2 separate regions of the Homo sapiens genome follow, and region 1 is linked to region 2. The links are chromatin loops, found by intact Hi-C in ENCODE. Cell type or tissue: IMR-90. All regions are shown on one strand. Links, peaks and the distances in the headings refer to the core of each region. The heading gives the core; the rest is flanking DNA.

The links. A loop is a pair of places that touch in the nucleus more often than their neighbours do. Peaks named below come from ENCODE experiments on the same cell type or tissue, not always from the same donor. Only the 100,000 strongest peaks of a DNase experiment are listed, where the experiment ranks them.
Region 1: it touches region 2 in a loop (2.7-fold over the local background); 5 of 110 quality-filtered maps call a loop at or near these places.

Annotation. Positions count from the first base shown.
Region 1 is chr7:80,086,067-80,088,993 of GRCh38, forward strand. No RefSeq gene overlaps it. Among named protein-coding and RNA genes, the nearest start is that of GNAI1, 47 kb to the right of the region's middle. In IMR-90, for the core only: no CTCF peak of the experiment used is centred there; a DNase peak (open chromatin) is centred at 1,495; H3K27ac peaks cover 1,666 bases.
Region 2 is chr7:80,658,028-80,660,954 of GRCh38, forward strand. The region is part of intron 4 of CD36 (CD36 molecule (CD36 blood group)); the gene reads left to right. Among named protein-coding and RNA genes, the nearest start is that of CD36, 21 kb to the left of the region's middle. In IMR-90, for the core only: a CTCF peak has its summit at 1,640 (motif pointing left); a DNase peak (open chromatin) is centred at 1,614; H3K27ac peaks cover 377 bases.

The DNA.
Region 1 (2,927 bases), core at 207-2,706, 570 kb before region 2:
AAGTAATAATATTATAAAATATTAAAGTCCACAAATTTCCAGAAGACTTGACATAGTTTCCAAAAATTTTAATTATGACAGAATTTATACCTTTTTAATTGGACTTTAAAATTACTCAGTAGACACCTTATCCCATTTGTGAATTTGTAATCCTGTCGCAAGAGACAATTGGATTGTGCCCTGAAGAGATATATGGTCAGACACAATTGTATACATTTTTAACACATTGACAATATTATTCTAAATTATCATGCATTTATCTGTATTCCACATACTTTTATTTTAGTCAATATGCAATTCAGTACTTATATTTCAAGGATAAAAAATTTGATCATATTTTTCTATATAATTGTTTAAATAAGTCTGATTAGGTTTATATTTCTATTAGAAAGCATATGTTTGAATAACAGAGCCAATATTATGTTTAATTTTTAATTGTAGGAAGTCATTTGTAGCCACTAAAGGTTGTTGCAATTTGTCTAAATAGCTGTACTACTTTCTTTCTTTTTTTTTTTTTTTTTTTTTTTGAGATGAAGTCTCGCTCTGTGGCCCAGGCTGGAGTGCAGTGGCACGATCTCAGCTCACTGCGGGCTCCGCCCCAGGTTCACGCCATTCTCTGCCTCAGCCTCCTGAGTAGCTAGGACTACAAAGGCCCACCACCTCGCCCAGCTAATTTTTTGTATTTTTTTAGTAAAGACAGGGTTTCACTGTGTTAGCCAGGATGGCCTCGATCTCCTGACCTCATGATCCGCCTGCCTCGGCCTCCCAAACTGCTGAGATTACAGGCGTGAGGCATCTCACCCGGCCTTAACTTTCATTTTAAATCAATTGTAACATCTGCCTGGTTTCCCAATACCATGAGTAAAATAAACACTTTATTTAACATATTGTTCATGCTTATATCTGCATGAGAGTCAGAATTTTACGTTTTATCTGAAAATTATTACTAACGGAATTTTCCAAACCAAGATTATTGTCATAAATTGTATTACCCAGAAGCAGATGCTGAGGTGGAGACTGGAGTATAAGATGTTTCTTAGAGAGTAATAGAAAAGTAAAGAGAGGAAGCAGAACTGGGCTGCAGAACGAGTGGAATTGCAAAGCAGTCCTGACTGCCTCTGCCAGGCCAGTTGTAGCCCATTAAAGAGTCCCATGCTAGCCGTCTACCTCGCCTGCCTTAGTCATGCGATGTGGGCTTCCCAGAAAAGGCTGTGACCTCAGCCAAGGAAGCTCCCTACCCCTAAGACAAATCCTGTATTCTCCTTCTTTCTCTTTCACACGTATAAATTTGCCTAAACGATGCCTGCAAGCCACCGCATAACCTTTGACTTGCACTTTTTGTGTGTTTCACAAAGCTGAGTGAACTAGCGAGTTAGCAGGAGTCCTCCTGGAAACTATTTCTACATGGGACTGCTAGGCCAGCAGTAACACAACTGCACTTGGAAATGACTGTAAAGCACATAAACACAAGCCCCTAATTCCATGCTCAGTGTATCGCCTTAAACAGATTCCAGAAATGCTTGTAGCCTCTGCCAAACCACAGGCACTAGCGAGTGTTAAATAGGAGAAGCAATGTTACTTATCCAATGGCAGTTTTTAAAAAAATCTTACATTTGCCAAAGTCACAAAAGCATATATCCATGTGAACACATGGCAAGGGCTCCGAAGGAGCTTACCCTGAAACTGAAGCATCATTTTCTTCATAGCAAATCTATTTCTAAGTATATGTATGAGTTCAGTGTCATAGGGGAGTACAGAAGATAGAGTGAGTAATGCCAGGAAAACTTTACCAAGGAGATGATATTTGCTCTTGCTAGGAAAAGAGGAGGCAGCAGGTAGAGAGAAAATACTGGACTTACAAATCAACAGGAAATACGTATAATGAGTGTAGCTTTAAAGATCTGGTTTGGATAAACATTCTAAATTTGAATGCTTATCTCAATCTCTAGATGTTTTCTGAAAACCAACTACATTTAGAAAATAGGAATGTAAATATTCTGAGAATGGATTCTTTCCTCTGTGAACTTTTGCCTGAAGAACAAACTTGCCTTGTTTCCCAGTGGGTATACAACAATAATCTGGGCTAGACTTCTCTTAAAGGAGACATAACAAGCTATCAGTAATATTCCATTTGTAATATTGATCAAATAAAACAGTGTATCTCTTTAATTCCTCTCCCAGACTCTCATTCCTTTACTGTTGTTGTTTCTTTACTTCTCATTCTCCCTTTTTTCTTTCATTTTTAATGCACCCCATTAAATAAAAATCCCAATTCTCCTCCCTTCCCACCCTTTCCTAATATGGCCTCTGGAAAACCTCCTTCAGTAAAGAAACTCCTATATGTCCTTTATGTCTTCCTGCCATAGCTTTGCCTTAATTGAGATCTGCTTCTTTTTCCTATTGAGAAAGATTTTTTTTTAGCTCTTAAATTTAGGGCAACGGTACACTTCATCATTCTAACTGGAAAATTTCAAAGAGTGAAAAGCGGGATGTTGGGGGGCAGTCTGTTTATCATAAGGCTGGGATCACAGGCATAAACCTAAACTGCCTGGGACAAGCCAAGATGTCTGTTACTCTACCTTAACCACAAACATGAAATTAGAGTTGGGTCAGAAAAAAAAGAAGTAAAGTTTCTTAAATCTCCATCGTCACTTCCAAAATATTTTTTCACTATTATTTGACAGTTCATCACCCAGATAACTGTATTGCCAGCCTAGCACAGGGGTCAGCAAGCTACAGCCTGCAGGCCACGCCTGTTTTTACAAATAAATTTTTATCTGAATACAGCCACAGTCTTCATTTGCATATTGTCTGGCTGCTTTTAGCTACAGTGGCAGAGTTGAGTGATTGCAACAGAGCAGAATGGCTCCATAAAGCCTAAAAGATTTACTGTACAGTCCTGTAAACAAAAGTTTGCTGATCCCTGG
Region 2 (2,927 bases), core at 167-2,666:
ATAGCACATGACATATAAGCCCCAGAGGGCCTTGGTGCATGTCCTGTCTTAGCAGTTTTACCCGAATCGGGTGTCTCTGTGCGCATCTGTGACAATTCATAATTTTGTCAATGAAGACTTAGTTTTTATGGGTACAAAAACATCTTACCTTAGAATTTTCTTCATGGTCTTAAAGTTTTTATATTATTAGCAAGAGTCTATACAAGTATCTTGTTGCAAAGAATGTTGTTAGGTGTACCATATATATATACACACATATATATATATGTATTCATAGGTGTATATATACTTATGAAAATCTAGAATTCACATATGACCTAAGGAGAGTATCAGCATAATTGTTTAAGAAATAGAACCTAAGTGAACTGAGTAAGTGTGAGGAAAGAAAATAGTTGTTAGAATTTGAGAACTCATCATGATTTTTTTTGTTTGTTTGGGGGAAGTTATATTTTTCACTTCTGTTTTTAATTTTGTTTATTTTTTGAGGCAAGGTCTTGTTCTGTCACCCACTCTAGAGTGCAGTGGCACGATCACAGTTCACTGCATCCTCAACCTCCTAGGCTCAAGTGATCCTCCCACCTCAGCCTCCTGAGTAGCTGGGACCACAGGCGCATGCCACTATACCCAGCTAATTTTTATGGGTTTTGTTTTGTAGACAAGGTTTCGCCATGTTGCTCATGCTGGCCTCAAACTCCTGGGCTCAAGCAATCTATGTGCCTTGGCCTCGCAAAGTGTTGGGATTACAGGTGTGACCCACCATGCCCGACCATATTTTTCACTTTTAAATATATTATTTGGGATATGAGAAAACATATTATTGAAATAGTTCTCCTCTGGTAGTTGACAGCTGATCTATATTTTATTCTTAAAGCCTTTAACCTATCTCTCTAAGGGACAAAAAGGGGATGTGTTAGATATATTTGGTTTGCTTAGAGAGGCAATGGAGCAAAGACTGGAGAAGAACAGTTGCATTTACAGCTAAATTTTAGAATCCATAAATAGCTCTTTCTGTAACAATTTTAAAGGGATTCCTGATTATCTGTAGGTCATCTTGTCTCAGCATGTCACCAAAATAGTCTTTTATTGTTTGCCTGAGTGCCTTAAATAATGGAAAAACAACCAGTACCTTTTAGAAAAAAAATTAACACTTTGATAGTGCATGTGTTGAGCTAAACATGCTTTTTCATAACTAATTATACCCTAAATCCATCTGACATTGGAAGTATGTGAGAATGTCCCTCCTCAAACAGAACCACAGGCTGTATTTGGCCATTGTCTGCTAAAGTAAGCTTGATTACACTTTGACAAGATATGACCTGAATCAAAGCACGAAATTGCTTGGGTTGAGATCTTATGTGTGTTTCTACCTACACCATCTCTATGAAGATGCTGTAATTCCTTCAGAATATTCTTAGATCTGTAATTCATTTTTTGAGTTACTTTGCTTTGGAAAGAATATAAAAAGTAATCTTGAGAAAAGCATAAATTCCTTCCCTTGACCTTATAAACAAACACGTTCCAAAACTTCCATACAGTCTAACTTTTAAACAAAAAATTCAGTAATTATGTTCCCTTTTTAAAACAACATTCTAAAGGCAGGGCTGTTTTAAGGATTTTTCTTCTAGTGACTGCCATCTACTGGTATAATGTTGTCAGTACACTTTAGGTAACGTGACAATTATGTTGCTATTGTTTTAATATATGGGCATATTTCTGAAAATTGAAGTACTTTGATTTGAAATATTAGTAATATGCACACTAATTTAAAATACAATTGTCCTGAGTGCTGTTTCAGATTTTTATATTCTTTGTGTGTCTGCAGTACTTCAAGAATAGTAGTTTTAATAAAATTATATTAAAAATATATTTCTAGCCAACTTTGAATCCTCTTTTTAAAGAATCTGAGACATTTGTTTAGTAAATACATTTACTGAGAACTCATTATATACCAGGCATGATGCTTAGAGATACAAAACACTCATAAACCCCTACCCTGTAGGAATTTACATTTTTATTATAATGGAATAAAATGGGTTTTTAAAAAATTCAGTCCAATTGCTTAAGTCTTTACCTTGGCTATCTACTCACTTCACAGGCATTCAAATATGACAGTGCAATTATGATATATATCTTATTTCTTCTCAGTGAATATCTTCCACTTGTGAAATGTATTTTTCCTGTAATAATCACCCTTCACCGCGTTCCTAAAATGTAGTTGGTACTTTGCAGCCTAGATATGTTAGAGTCAGGAGATTAGAACTAGCAAAAGTATTCAATATACTTGAGGGGCTGGGGAAGTTAGTCTATAACCCTTAAAAATGGAAATTATATTCTTATCTCTAATTCTCATTAAAGAAGTCCTGAAAAAGGGAAAAAGCAGTGCTGGATAGGCCTTGTATTTTGATCATTCTTTCTAATATAAGAAAATGTGCTCTAAATATTCCCCTGCTGAAGCCCCTGTACTTTTTCCTCCTTATCCTCAGGATAAAGTCTCGTTTGAGTATTAGATGCAACTCTTTTATGTTTGAGATCTTACTTGTTTCAATAACTTTATTTCCACTACTCTCCTCACCTCTTACTCTGTAATCCAACCACACTCAAATATCTGCATTTCCCAAAACATATTATGTTCGTTCTTATGCATGCTACCATCTGCCGTACTTTACCTAACTAAACTTGTATTTGTTACATAGACCATTTATGTAGACTTGTACTAAAAAGTGTTTTAACCCTCACCCCTACCCTGACCATTCTAAATCTGGATCTGGATCTGTTTTGTGTTTTCCCATGGAGTCTCCATTATAACAATATTCCTTCTCTCTCACTATTTTAATTTCCAGTTTGCCAGTTTAAGACCCCTTCTCGTTAGTTTGCTAGAGACCCTGGCTGATTTCTCATTTTAACACCATTGCTTACATACTATCTAT